Regions from separate parts of the Homo sapiens genome. Here region 1 is linked to region 2. The links are chromatin contacts, found by Hi-C or POLR2A ChIA-PET in ENCODE. All regions are on one chromosome and are shown on one strand. The core of a region is the stretch at or near the end of the contact, and the rest is flanking DNA. Distances in the headings are between cores, read along the strand shown.

Region 1 (7,037 bases), core at 2,015-4,514, 490 kb before region 2:
TTGGATGTGGAGACCAATGAGTCCAGGTGAGTAGTTAACTCCTACTCACCTTCCACTCAGGTTACATGTCATTTAGAGACATCTTCCTAATCAGCTTGAGCTCATTCTCTCTTGCACCCCCACCCCATTACACCCTGTTGTGTTCTTCTTAGCACTTATTCCAAGTAGTAATTACACATTTATTTCTGTATTTACTTTTTAAATATATACCCATCCCCAGCCTACCTATCCCTAGCCTGAAAGCTTCATGAAGGTAGAAATCAATTCTATGTAATCAGTTCTATTAAAATGTTTGCCACATGGTAGGCATATAAAATACATGTAGAATGGATAAATGAATGCAGGAATATTTGAATGCTGGGGACAGACAGGAAGGTATTGGTTAGGTAAATATTTAGGAGGTAAAACGTGGTCTTGTGAGTATTCCATATGCAGAGAATGGAAAAAGATAAAGGCTATTAGTTGATTCATGTGACATGTTTACTGAACACCTAATATAATTTAATAATGATCAAAACGAAAGAAGTCTTCCCCTCATGGAGCTTTCTATCTGGTGATAGAAGACAGTTATGATTCATACATATATAGTTATGCAAAAAATGTAAAATTAAAATTTGGACCTAAAGATGCAATTAAATTTATCTATGATACCTCCCCAGTCCCCCCAAAATTCCTCCCTTGACTATGAGACTTTTTCTTCCCCTCACTTTCAACCAGATTCCAAACAGCAGTTATATTTGATGCTACCTTTCTATGACAGCCATTCAAGAAAGGTAAAGCATGTTATTAGAACACCCAAACAGAAGCCTGAACCTACTCTGCAGGATAAAGCAAAGCCACCGAGGAAGTGACTCAGTGCTGAAATATAAAGGATGAGCAGGAGTTAACTAGATACGACAGGGAGACAAGAGCTCCAGGAGGAGGGAACAGCATGTGCAAGTGCCCCAAGGCTGGGGACACACTGTTACTTCCAAGGTTGTGCAGAAGACCGATGACAGTGCGGTGCAGAGAGTGTGGTGGCAGGTGGCAGGAGGTTGAGTGGAAGGGGCAGGCCCTGAGCTTGCATGACAGCTGGTATTGTTACCAACCAAGACAACACTAGAGGAGGAGCCCCCTTATCACCTAAGAGGAAATCTCCAATAGAAATTGAAAACAAAAGTTGGGGGAAGGACCTGACTGGGGTTACCTGGGATGCCCATGATGCCATCATGAGATGGGTAGTAGGTATGACAATAAGGGTGTGTAGGATCACCAAGGATGGCCTTGAAGGGGGAGAGAAACACTGAGAACTAAGAGAAGCCTGAAGGGAGAAAACATATGTCATGGAGCAAATAAGGGAACAGAACCCCATTAAAGCAAAGCAAAAAGCCTAGACTGAAGGTATAAGGAATCAGGAGATGGGATTGTCACTAAAATCTCTTCAAGAGGGAGAACATGGCACCCTCCAACCACTCACTGTCCATCCATGGCCACTCATCACCAAGCACATGCTAAGCAGGAGGCACAGAGCAGGCTGAGCACCGAATGTGAAGGGAGGAATGGGCTGCAAGTATAGCTGCTTTTTGAGAAATTTAGTTGAAAACAATAGGAAAGAAGAGTATCATGGTCAAGGGAAGAATTTTTTTTGTTTAATGTATTTTGAGGTCAGGGGGTGGAGAGGCAACATAGATTAATTTAATTCCATTTGTACGTTTAGGGGAAGGACCTGGTATAAAAGAAGAGGTAAGTAATGTTTTTAAATGGGAGGATAATTGACGGAGTAGGATTCCAGCACAGGTAGAAGGGCAAGAGATCAATGAGAAACACAAGCCGCAGCTTTGCCTAGCTGCTGTCTTTCGGCTACAGTTTCCCTTAGGAAGACAAGTGTAAGGCACAGAGGTAACCAAGGGTCATGCAGCAAGTTGGGGGTAACAGCAGATGCAGGATGCTGCTTTCCAGCATGCCAGCCTCTTTTACCCAGTCCAAGGGTCTCATGTGTCCAGGTAACCCATAACCTCATGTGTGCTGGCATGATCCAGTGTGCAGACTTTGGACACTGGGATTCCATGGCCCTGGGACACTTTCTTCAGGAGCAGTTGGAGGCACAGACCCTGGCCTTTACTCCAGAAAGGCACCAAGCCAAGAGGATTAGCTGGGAGGTGGCACATGGAGATCACAGACCTGCAAGTGAGCAGCTGGGGAAGGCAACAACACCAAGCTGAGAATGCCAGGGACTGATTCGCATGGACAAGGCCTTTCCTTTGTGGAAGGCGTATAGGCCTGGCATGATTTGAAAGGCACCCAAAGAGGCCACTGCACCTCTCACTATAGCCCTGCCAAGGCTCAGCTATCACCTTGACACTCTATGGGACTAAAGCAAAAAGCCCCAGATAGTTAAGTGGAAATTTTTGCAGAACACCACATTGAGCCATTGCCACTTTAGGACTGGGCAGAGCCGCAAAAGATAAAGCAAAAGGATAAAGAGGAAAGTACTGAAGCATGGGATTTGGGGGTCCCACCATGCAGAATCATGGGAATCCATGCAACAACCATAACCAATGTAAACCATTTTTCTATCACTTGTATATAAGAAAACACTAATTACAGTAGACAAAGACAGGGCCCCTGCCTTTGAGTAACTCATAAAGAAACTCAAATAGAGAAAGTTACTGTTCAATGCAGTCAGTGCTATGATAGGAATTTGTGCAAAGGACTATAGGAACATGGAGAAAGGATTTCCACATCTTAAGGGTTTGGATATTGGTGCATATAACAAGAATTTTGGTCAATAAGTGTCTCTGTTTTCTTTCTGCCATCCCAACTACTCAGAGCTCTATAAAGGATGAAGAAATTACCAACAAAGTCCTAAGACCTCCCTGAATGGTCACTTTTCAAAAGGATATGTTTCTGGACAGCAAGCTTCACCTAGACCTTTGCTGAGCTCCAATCCCTTTACTGTACGATAAGTCCTCTCTGACCCCAGGAAAGCTTGCATTTCCCGTCTGAGTACCTTTCACTCAGGAACCTGCTTGCATCCGGCCAGGCGGTCTTGTCTTCCTCCCCCATACCCACCCCACCTCCCCACTCACAATCCTCCAGACATACAAAGAGTCTTTGCTTATGAGGCTTCAAACCTCTTCCTGGGCCACACCTTCCCCCCTCACCCCACTTCCCGCCCAACCAGGAGGCTCCTACTCATTTTTGGCTTCCGGCCTCAAAGCCCACCCCACCTGCAGCTGCATGAAGAGGTGGTCAGCACAGTGGGCGCCAATCGTCCCCCCAACCCCAGTGCAGGAAGGAAGTCTGCACCCACCTCTGGGCATTTGGTGGTGACTCACCCAGAAGAGTCCACTCCCCCACACCGGACACAGGAAAGACAAAGGTCTTTCCATTGCAGAGACTCAGCTTAAAACTTCAAACCATAGGGGCCATCTCCATCTGCAGCCAGCAGGCTCTTTCCAAATTCTCTTTCCTGCCTGTCCTACAGCCACACTAAATGTCTTTCAATTTCTTGAAGGCACCAAGACTTTATGCATGGATTTCTTTCCCCCTGAAGAAAATTCTTCACCTAGTTACCTCCTAGATACTCTTCCTTGCAGCTTCCCTCTAACCACTTACGGGTCTCCCCAAGCACCTGGACTTATATCCTTCAAGAAAGATAACCATTAACATGGTGATTCCTAATGTGTCTTATCATATCCCCCAAAAGGTTCGAAGTTCCTTGAAGGCCAGGATTCTTGTCTTGTTCAAGGTTGTATTCCCAGTGCTTTGTACCTGAGTCATGATAGGCACTTGGTCAATGTCTTGAGTTGAAAAGAAATGAAAACCATAATATACAAACAATCATTATTATTGTCAGAAGAATGTTGGAGGAGTATGAAGAGTTATTCTCTTACGCTTAATTTACCAGCCATCACCTGGCCTAAACCAGTGGTTTTCAAAGTGTGACCCTGGCCTAGCAGCATTAGCACCATGTGGAAACTTCTTAGAAACATAAATTCTTAGTTCAATCCCAGACCTACTGATTCAGAAACTTAGGGCATTGTGCTCAGTACTCTGTATTTTAATAACCCTCACTGCCAAGTGATTCTGATGCACACTGAAGTTTGAGAAAACACTCCCTAGTCCTAGTCCTACTCCCAAGATTGGGTCATAACATTCAACCATGGGAATATTACAAATTAGAAAAACGTTACATTTATAGCAAGATTTGTTTATCTAAATAAACACTTCTCCATCCTGGTCCCCCTATCTTCTTTTTTTTTTTTTTTTTTGAGATGGAGTCTTGCTCTGTCACCCAGGCTGGAGTGCAGTGGTGTGATCTTGGCTCACTGCAAGCTCTGCCTTGCGGGTTCATGCCATTCTCCTGCCTCAGCCTCCTGAGTAGCTGGGACTACAGGCGTCTGCCACCATGCCCGGCTAATTTTTGGTATTTTTAGTAGAGACGGGGTTTCACCATGTTAGCCAGGATGGTCTGGATCTCCTGACCTCGTGATCCACCCACCTCGGCCTCCCAAAGTGCTGGGATTACAGGCGTGAGCCACCACACCCAGCCCCCCTATCTTCTTATAGGGGTTTAAGTCAGCAGCAGGCATAAGTTTTGTTAAGCTCCATTCGATAGATAAAAACACTAAGGTTGAAAAAAAAACCCACTTTCTCAAATGATAAGACTAAAACAGGCAGTGTCAAAGAAGGGATCAGGCCCAAGACTCTTTCCACAGTAACACAAAGTCATTCAGAAGACAGTCAAATAAAATAAGCACCAGAGAATTCACCGTTTAGGGGCCAGAAATGTGAATGCATCTTTCCCAGCACTACAATGCTTGCTGATAACGGTAAATAACCTCTCAGGTGGCTTCCTGAGGGTTTGGGTTTCTAAGGATGCGAGTCAGTCCTTCATAATAATTAAGAGCAATGTCCCACACAACTTACAGCGTCGTTTTCTTTTTTTAAAAAAAAGGCACAATACCCAATTCATGCCACCCCAGAATGGCATTTTTTTTAAACCTGCTTCACATTTGTAGAGGTGAAGAACCTCCACCTCTAAGAAACCTTGCTTTCAGATATAGAGGTCCCAGCCTAAACACCTAGGTTTGGGTGGATACGGCCCGGAAACTTCTGGAAAATGAGGACAAAGCTGGACTGCTGAAGGTCTTGTCTGTGTTTGGGTGGCTGTCTGGCGCCCCCTTGTGTTCAGTGCCTGGACCCAAAAGAGCCGGAAGGCAACAATGATGCAGTGAGGGCAAATGGCTACAGCAATTCACAAATGGCACTCTGGCCAGTGAGGACCAGAGGAATGGGCTTAGGACTGGGCAAAGGCCCCTCTGCCCACCATCTGGGCTCTCCTGAAGGCCCTCCAAGCACTCTTCCAGCCCTAGTGGAGAAGCAGTCACTAGGAAGACTTGCCTGGACAGGCATAGGTGGAAGCTGTGCCCAAGCTCACCCGTTGTGTCCACCAGGAAGATGGGTCATTGCATCCTTCTTGCTGGGTGTTTGGCCAGAGGGCTTTTCCTCCTGACTTACTGCCCAGGGCAGAGGCTTAGAGCACCCCCACCTCCCTTTTTTTTCTTTTTTTTGACGGAATTTCGCTCTTGTTGCCCAGGCTGGAGTGCAATGATGCGATCTGGGATCATCACAACCTCCACCTCCCAGGTTCAAGCAATTCTCCTGCCTCAGCCTCCCGAGTAGCTGGGATTACAGGCATGTGCCACCATGCCCAGCTAGTTTTTTTTTTTTGTACTTTTAGTAGAGATGGGGTTTCACCATGTTGGTCAGGCTGGTCTCGAACTCCTGACCTCAGGTGATCCGCCCGCCTCAGCCTCCCAAAGTGCTGGGATTACAGATGTCAGCCACTGCACCTGGCCCCCACCCCCTTTATTAAAGGGAAATTGAGTGTTCTGCTGAAGACAGCTTGGGCCCCTGAGGAGACATTGCAAGGCAGTTCTGAATGTGCTAAGTCAGTGGGTGATAATGGGCACTGTGTGCCCAGCAAAGGCACTTCCCACCCTCGGCCATAAACAGTCTTTAACTGGTTCACACAGAAGGCTGGGGTTGGCTCTTCCTTCTCACCTGCCTGCTCCCTGACTCCCACACTGCAGGGCTCTACCTTCCCAGTCATATCACCAAATCCTGCCCTTGGTGTGAAAAAGACCATGGCATGTTCAGCACAAAACAGCAGAGCCAATGACAAGCATCCAGGCATAGCTCTAGCCCCAGAACAGGGCTCCCCTCAAGGAGCAGCCCTGATCTGAGCCTTAAATTCTGGATGGATCTCAGCTCCTCCTCATATAAGCTGAGTTAGACAAGTCATATAAATCAGAGCACTAAAACTCTCTGAGCCCCAGTCTCCTCATGAGAAAAATGGAAATCTCGGCCCTGAAATTAGCCCAGTATGGCTCTAGGTACTATAGAGTTGAATATGTTGGAAAATCTAACAGACAAGTATCCTCTTGCCTCTGAGTCTTTGCACATTCTGTTCCCACTGCCTGGAACAGTTTTCTCCCCTCTCTCCCTCACTTGGCTAGTACCTGTTTATCTTCAGTCTCAGCTTAGACCTCCTCAGGAACCCTTCTGTGTTTCCTTGAGCCAAGTCAAGTTCCCCTCCAGTGGTTCCCATAACTCTCTGCATGTCACCAGTCCCAAAAGTGGTCACAAAATATGTTAACTGGCTGTTTGCTGGTCTAGGACCTCACTGTAATAAACCCCATGAGGGAAGAATAGGGATCATGTCTGCCTTATTCACCTTGGCATCATCAGGGACCTGTGCAGTGCGTGGCACATAGTTAGCACTCAATACAAATGGATTTGACTGGATAGATGGGCTCAGAATGAAACACAGGCTGGGGCCAGAGAGCAGAGGCCAAGTCAGGAAAGCAGCTAAGGGAACGTGTACACACATCCATGACGTGGATAGATTCCCACAGTGGCCTGTAGCCCCTGTGTCAGTCCTGGAACCCAGTGCTATCTATGCCTGTGAGGACCCTGCACCAGGTCCCTGCTGCTCTGGCCTATTAGAGAAAGAAGGAACCTTGGGGGTCATTCAGGCCAGAAGTCCACAG
Region 2 (6,963 bases), core at 453-2,952:
GCCTTCACTTTTCTGAAACTGTTGGTGAAGGAGTCCCTTTCTCAGTCATTAACAAAAATAATGATCAGTTTTCCTATTTTAAACATTTAATACACTATTGAAAATATCAAAATGCATAAATCCAGAAACCCTGGCTCTCTTCCAAACTCCCTATTTACGGCTAAAGAGAAGGGCTGCTGCAGTGGCTTCATGCCCTGCTGAGTACCCAACTGGTAAGCTGAACCTGGCCAACAGGTGCCCAGATATGACTGCCCCTCCACACACGACTTCTCCAGCATCCATGGAAGAGGAACCTTCATACACAAGGAGCCAAAAGCATTTTCCAGACCTCTTTAAGAAACTGGAGAATAGATGAAACAGGACAAACTTCAAAAGAAAAAAAATTTAGGATTAAAACAAGGGGAATGAAGTGTGTCTAGGGATTCAGGACAACGAGGCCTGCGATCTCCTAGTAACTAGGAGAAACTAGGCCTGCGTTTCTCCGTTAGCCTTATGGCCTTATAGTCAGCTGATCAGGTGAAATCGAAAATATACCTTGAACAAGAGATCACCGTGAGAGGAGTAAGGCAGTTTCTCAAAAAATTAAAAATAGAATTGCCGTTTGATCCAACAATACCACTTCGTGGTATATACCCAAAAGAATGAAAAGGAGAGTCTCAAAGAGTTATTTGTGCATTCATGTTCATATTATTATTCACAATAGCCAAAAAGTGGAAGCAACTCAAGTGTCCGGAGAGGGATGGACCAAGAAGCAAAATGTGGCATCTCCACACAACGAAATGCTATTCCCCCTTAAAAGGAAAGGAAATTCTGACACATGCTACACATGGATGAACCTTGAATACTTTATGCTAAGTGAAACAAGCCAGTCACAGAACAAATACTGCATGATTCTACTTATATGGCACCTACAGTTGTCAAATCCATAGAGACAGAAACTAGAATGGTGATTGCCTGGGGCTGGGGGAGGGAGGAGTGCGGAGTTAGTGACGGGTACAGGGTTTCATTTGGGAAGATGAAAAAGTTCTGGAAAGGACAGTAGTGGTGGCTGTGCCACAATGTGAGGGTACTTAATACCACTAAACTGCACATTTTTGAAAAATTTAACACTTTAAAATGGTTAAAATGGTATATGTGATGTTATGCATATTTTACCACAATTAAACGAGCCACCCTGCAGTACTAAGAACTAGGAGCCTTTAGATGCATAAGACCCATATGTCCTCTTTATAATATTATTTTTTCACAGCTCCTGTGAGTCTGAGACTTTGAAAGGACAGAATCAGGTAGCGGCCCCAGCATCCTGGGAGGACCGCCCTGTCTCTCCGCCCAGGGACTCCCGGCGCGCCAACCCCAGCTGGATTCAGCGTAACCGCCCCCCAACCACCAGCCCGGCTGAGGCCCCCACGGAGGGTCCCACGCCCACTCGGAGGCGCACTCACAGGCGCACTCAGAGGCGGGCGGCGCCGCGCCCCGAGGAAGCCGCCCTCAATGCCGAGGTGCGCTGCACGTTCTTCCAATCAAAGGGCCCCAAGGTCGGGTTCTCAAGGCCAGAGCCAACCGCAAAGAGCCTATTGCCTGTTGTCCCGCCCTCCCGTGCTGACGACTAGCGAGTTTCAAACCCGCAGGAGCCAATGAGGACGCGTGGACGCGCGGCACGCCGGTCCTGGCTACAGGCGCGGCGTTTGAAGAAAAACTGTCACTGAAGAGTCATGGTGGGGCCCGGGCCTACCGCTGCTGCCGCTGTCGGTGAGTACGACCGCTGTTCCCGTTATTCTCAGGCGTTGGAACACGGCCGGGGAAGTAGGAGGCCACCGAGTGAGTTCGTCCCGCGGGAGGTGCCCGTCCGCTCGCCTGCCTAAGTTTCCCCTGGGCGTTTTCCATCCCGGGAGCGCAGACGGGACCCCCAGGTAGACGTCTGGGTCCTGGGCGGGGGAGGCTGTGCGCAGGCCCAGATACCTCACGGGCGTATTTCCAGAAAGCCCTGCAGCAGCCTTGCAAAGAGATGTCATTGTCACCACGTTCCGGATAAAGAAACTGAGGCCCCTTGCTCGGGTTTTCACCAGCAGTGGGAAGCTGCGCGCTGTTTTGATCCACATTTGGCTCCAGGCAGAGCCGGGCGTGGTCCTCTGTGCCAGGAGGCGGGGTCTGGCCGAAGCCCGGGTCTCCTGCCTCTGGCGGGGCTCTCACTCCACACCTCTCAGCCTGCGGTGGTTAGAAGTTGATTGGTTAAATCTGCACCCAGGGCTAAGGCTTCTGCGTTCCCTAATCTCTTAGATGTGCTTGGAGCCCTTTCCTACCTTTCAAAATACTCCTGCTCAGATGCCACTTTCTCCAAGATACGCACCGTTGTTTTGTTTCATCCATTATTCCTGTTGATGCCTACGAGGTCCTAGGCACTTTACATAACAAGCTTTAAAGATGGCATTTCTGTCCGCCTTATAGGCTTAGCAGCAGCAAAGTTTGCTAATTTGCTAGAAGTCACGGAGGTGGGACTCCAACCCCCTATGTCAGCCCCTACGCTCTACATTGCCCGCCAAGCTGTCTCTAAGGATAGATACATGAGCATCAGAGAGCAAAACAGGGCAACTCCGTTCAGATGAGGTTAAGAGTCGTTTGGCACCCCTGTCGTCTTTTTGTCTTCCTTCACATCATTATTTACTTTTAACCTTTTCTAGCCACCTACTCCCCTCATTTATGCCCTACCTCTGAACTCCCATACTTCTTTTCGTCTCTTATGGCCCTTAGATTTTACCTTATACTGTAATTGTTGCTGTGTTGATTTTATCTCCACTACTAGTTTGAAAGTTCTTGAAGGCAGAAATTATTGACTTGTCATCCCCTCACAAATGGCTTGCGTAGAAAGTCACCATAGTATAGGTGTCTGCCGTGAGCAGACCGGGCGTATTTTATCCTTAGTACCAACAAAGGAAGCCATATAAGGGTTTGTGGGTAAAAATCATCATCCCTGTAAAAAAACAAAAGACGTAAGACCAGGCCTGGCTCACCAGCTCAGGTGGGCCAGTAACAGAAATTCTTCAAAACAGACTGTTGTAGCTGAGAACAGTGGCTGTGAGCTCCAGGGTTAGAAAAGCCTGTTTTCAAGTCCTGGAATTGCCACATATTAGCTGGGTAACTTTGGGCATGACATTTACTCTCTCTGAATTTCAGATTGCAAAAACTCATTGGATTGTTTTGTGGATTGAAAGCAATAATGTAAATTTAGGCCGAGTGCTTTGACTTACGCCTGTAATCCTAGCACTTTGGGAGGCCAAAGCAGGAGGGTCACTTGAGCTCAGGAATTTGAGACCACCCCTGGCAACATAGTGAGATCCTGTCTCTACAAAAAATTTTTTTAAAATTATCCAGCATGGTGGTACACGCCTGTATTCCCAGCTACTCAGGAGACTGAGGTGTGAGGATTGCTAGAACCTGGGAGATCAAGTCAACAGTGAGCCGTGGTTGTGCCACTGCCCTCCAACCTCAGTGACAGAGGAAGACCCTGTCTCAAAAAAAAAAAAAAAAGTAGTAAGTTTAAAGAACTTAGTGTAGGCCTGGCATATAAATGATATTGTTGATGTTGATGTTAGCTTGAAGGCACATTTATAGGACTAGGGATTTTATAACATTATGTTGCAAAGGCAAAATCACTAGAGAAAAGTGTCATCTTTTAGAATATTAATGAACTGGTTAAAATCTTGAACTAAAGTTATGTCGTTTGTTTGCTTGCCTGTGTTGCAGAAGAGCGGCAGAGAAAGCTTCAGGAGTACCTTGCAGCCAAGGGAAAACTGAAGAGCCAAAACACCAAGTGAGTTTATCTGTCCACAGTTACGCAAGTTTTGTTGCCTTCTTTGTACTAGCAATTTAAAGCCTTTTTGAAAAATGTCCCTTTTGCTTAGAGTCTACTCAGACTGCACTGGGATTCTATGATAACGCAAAAAGAGCATTTCAGTCCAGGCATGACAAAAACCCCTGGGCAGTGCTTAGTCCATTGGCAAAGCTTTATGCATTATTACTGTGTGAATCTCCAAAGGAAGGAGGGAAGAAGGGTCAGTATTACCTACCATGCTGGAAGCTTTGCCTGTTTCTGCTTTTTTTTTCTTGGGGAAGTTGATTCTCATGAAGGCAGTTTTTGGTCAAGAACTTGAATGACCATGGTTCTGGCATTTCTTGCTAAGGCAGGAGAGCCAGTTACAATCAATCCTCCGTAGCAGAGTGATACCCTCTGCTCTTGGGTCATTCTCTTAGCATTTACTGTTAAGGTAGACAGAACATGTCCACTTCATTTTTATCCTTTGTAGATTCTTACCATCTTTGTCGTGTTATTTGTCCTTTCTTAGCATTAATTAATTTTTTCCCCATTTGAGTTGCTAAGTATTTATTTGAAAATTAATTTTTACAAAGTTAGCTTTCACCCTTTATTTTATCTTGGGTGTTTACTCACCTCTATTTCCTTGATTAAATGAACCTAATTCACTTATTCAACAAATATTTATTTAGTACCTATAACATCTCAGTCACTTCTGATGCTAGAGATAATGGCGCTTAACAAGACAGACATTCCTGCCCTCCCAGGGCTTATGCTGTAGATGGGAGAGACAAACATCAAACAAGTCATAATCAAAGTCCTTGTTAGTCTAGCAATTGTTTTTGGTCCATGCAGATTGATTCCTTCTAAATTCACCTCTGTTTTCCAATCCTTTTTCTGCATTTCCTGTCTCACTAGCTATATTTCATGTGTGTCTTGGTTTTTTTTTTTTTAATATTTCTTTACCCCCTTAAAGTTAGAAGAGATAGTATTTGAAGATACTGAAAACAAGGAAATTTTTTTTTTTTTTTTTTTTTTTTTTGAGACGGAGTCTCACTCTGTTGCCCAGGCTGGAGTGCAGTGGCGCAATCTTGGCTCACTGCAAGCTCTGCCTCCCAGTTTCACGCCATTTTCCTGCCTCAGCCTCCCGAGTAGCTGGGACAACAGGCATGTGCCACCATGCCCAGCTAATTTTTTTGTATTTTTAGTAGCGATGGGGTTTCACTGTGTTAGCCAGGATGGTCTCTATTTCCTGATCTCATGATCCGCCTGCCTTGGCCTCCCAAAGTGCTGGGATTACAGGCGTGAGCCACTACGCCCAGCCGGAAATTTTTTAAAGAAGCAGTTAATGGTTTTATTTGGCATTGTGTCTTCGGTGTCTGGCACATTGCAGTGCTCCAGGAATGATGTGTGAATGAGTAAGACTATATAAATATGAAGGAAACACATATATCTCATTAATATTGTGAGAATGCTAGATTTATGTATAGACAGTCTCTGTAAGGATCACAAGGCAAAAAAAAAAAGAGTAGGAGCAGTTGGTGGTCTCCAAGGGGGAGGATACAGAACTAAAGAAATGATGATAAGGAGACTTTATTAAATATAATTTTGAATTATTTTGCCATTACAGAAATTCTAATTATTTAAAATTCTATTCATAATTTTTAATCACTGTACTTCCCAAGCTTAGCTTAGAATCCTTCTGTGCTGAGGATTAATTTTAATTTGTCTTTTATAGGCCTTATCTAAAATCCAAGAATAATTGCCAGAATCAACCACCTTCTAAATCTGTAAGTAGAAATTAGTCTTTTTAAAAATATGCATTCATAAGTATGATTAGTAATAAAAATAATAAAGATGTTAGCAACCTAAAGAACATGTATTTGAAAGGTATTTCTTACAGATATAAAAACAGTTTGGTTTAATAAGAGACAATCATTTTTTGAAAAGTATGACATTTTTTGAAAAGTAGTTTAGTTTTATTAACCAAGAAAAGCCTCAAGTGAACTTTAGTCCTCTTGATAGCTAACATTTATTGAATGCTTACTGTGTGCCTGATACTTTTCTGACTTGCATTACCTCACTGAGTCCTCACAATCTTATGAGGCTACTATTAGTAGCCCCACTTTACAGATAAGCAAACTAAGTCACAGAAAGGTTAAATAGGTCGTATAGCTATTAAGTGACAAAGCTGAGAGCCTGTGATCTTAACCACTTTGGTATGCTGCCATGAAGTTAAATAGCTCAGTAGTCATTAAAAGAGAACATTTGCATTGAACCTTCCAAGCCACTTAACAAGTATATGCTTCCTAATCAATTTAATTTAGCTACATTAGATAGAATGGTAAAGGATCCTTAACTTAAAGTTTAAATGGAAGAAATTAGCCCTCTGAAAGAGGCACAGATTATTCATCTGCAATAAAAATCTCACCTTTAGTTTTTTAAAACATAGTTTTTATCTGTGTTCTGAAATGTAACTAAAACAGTGCTTCCTGAAGTGAAAAATTCTCACTGGTGAGAATTTTAATAAGTTTTAATGATTCACCAAATCACTTCAGTCATATTTCAGTCATATGCATATGCATATATAGACATATAAGTTTTTATCTGTGTTCTGAAATGTAACTAAAATAGTGCTTCCTGAAGTGAAAAATTCTCACTGGTGAGAATTTTAATAAGTTTTAATGATTCACCAAATCACTTCAGTCATATTTCAGTCATATGCATATGCATATGTAGACATATATATGTTGTATGTATACATGACATCATTAGACACTGTGAAGGATAGCAAAATGTATATAAGGCAAAATTTATGAACAATGGTTTAACGTTTGGGAAGCACTGGGTTACACTTTTACTTTATGCAGATTGAACCAGTATAGTATGCAAGTCTTAAGGAAAAATCTACTGGAAAGGGCCCTCATTCAGACTTCCCAGAGGCTTCTCTGGAAGTTGACAATACTGACTTCAGTACATCAGCTCGTAAATGAGGATGATACCTACCTTATCTGCTTTACACAGTTGTAAAAGTAAAAAGTGAACTCAGGAAGGGAATTACAGAATTTAGGAGAAACTAAAAGCACGATGTAAATAATAGTCATCATTACAGTTATATAATGCTTGACAATTTATATAACACTTTCGATACATGA

The links. Hi-C counts contacts between places; a loop is a spot of excess contacts on that map. ChIA-PET counts read pairs that join two places held with the same protein, here RNA polymerase II (POLR2A). Pooled maps may share reads with other maps.
Region 1: a pooled map shows a loop between it and region 2 (3-fold over the local background). The contact joins the enhancer-like site here to the promoter of CKAP2L in region 2. A Hi-C loop is called at or near these places in 2 of 50 pooled maps. POLR2A ChIA-PET finds 5 or more read pairs at or near these places in 2 of 52 experiments (Caco-2 and activated CD8-positive, alpha-beta memory T cell).

Annotation. Positions count from the first base shown.
Region 1 is chr2:113,247,483-113,254,519 of GRCh38, reverse strand. All of the region lies in intron 2 of PAX8 (paired box 8), which reads left to right. It overlaps PAX8-AS1 (PAX8 antisense RNA 1), which reads right to left. Exons shown (of 6, transcript NR_015377.2): 2 at 3,614-3,753. Among named protein-coding and RNA genes, the nearest start is that of PAX8-AS1, 15 kb to the right of the region's middle. Within about 2 kb of position 3,264, at least 3 of the 41 ENCODE cell types and tissues checked have a DNase peak (open chromatin) inside an H3K27ac peak, as active enhancers do.
Region 2 is chr2:112,759,348-112,766,310 of GRCh38, reverse strand. It overlaps CKAP2L (cytoskeleton associated protein 2 like), which reads left to right and starts at 1,702. Exons shown (of 9, transcript NM_152515.5): 1 at 1,702-1,749; 2 at 3,742-3,808; 3 at 5,547-5,598. The coding sequence starts at 1,713. RefSeq lists a silencer at 1,323-1,482 and an enhancer at 1,933-2,072.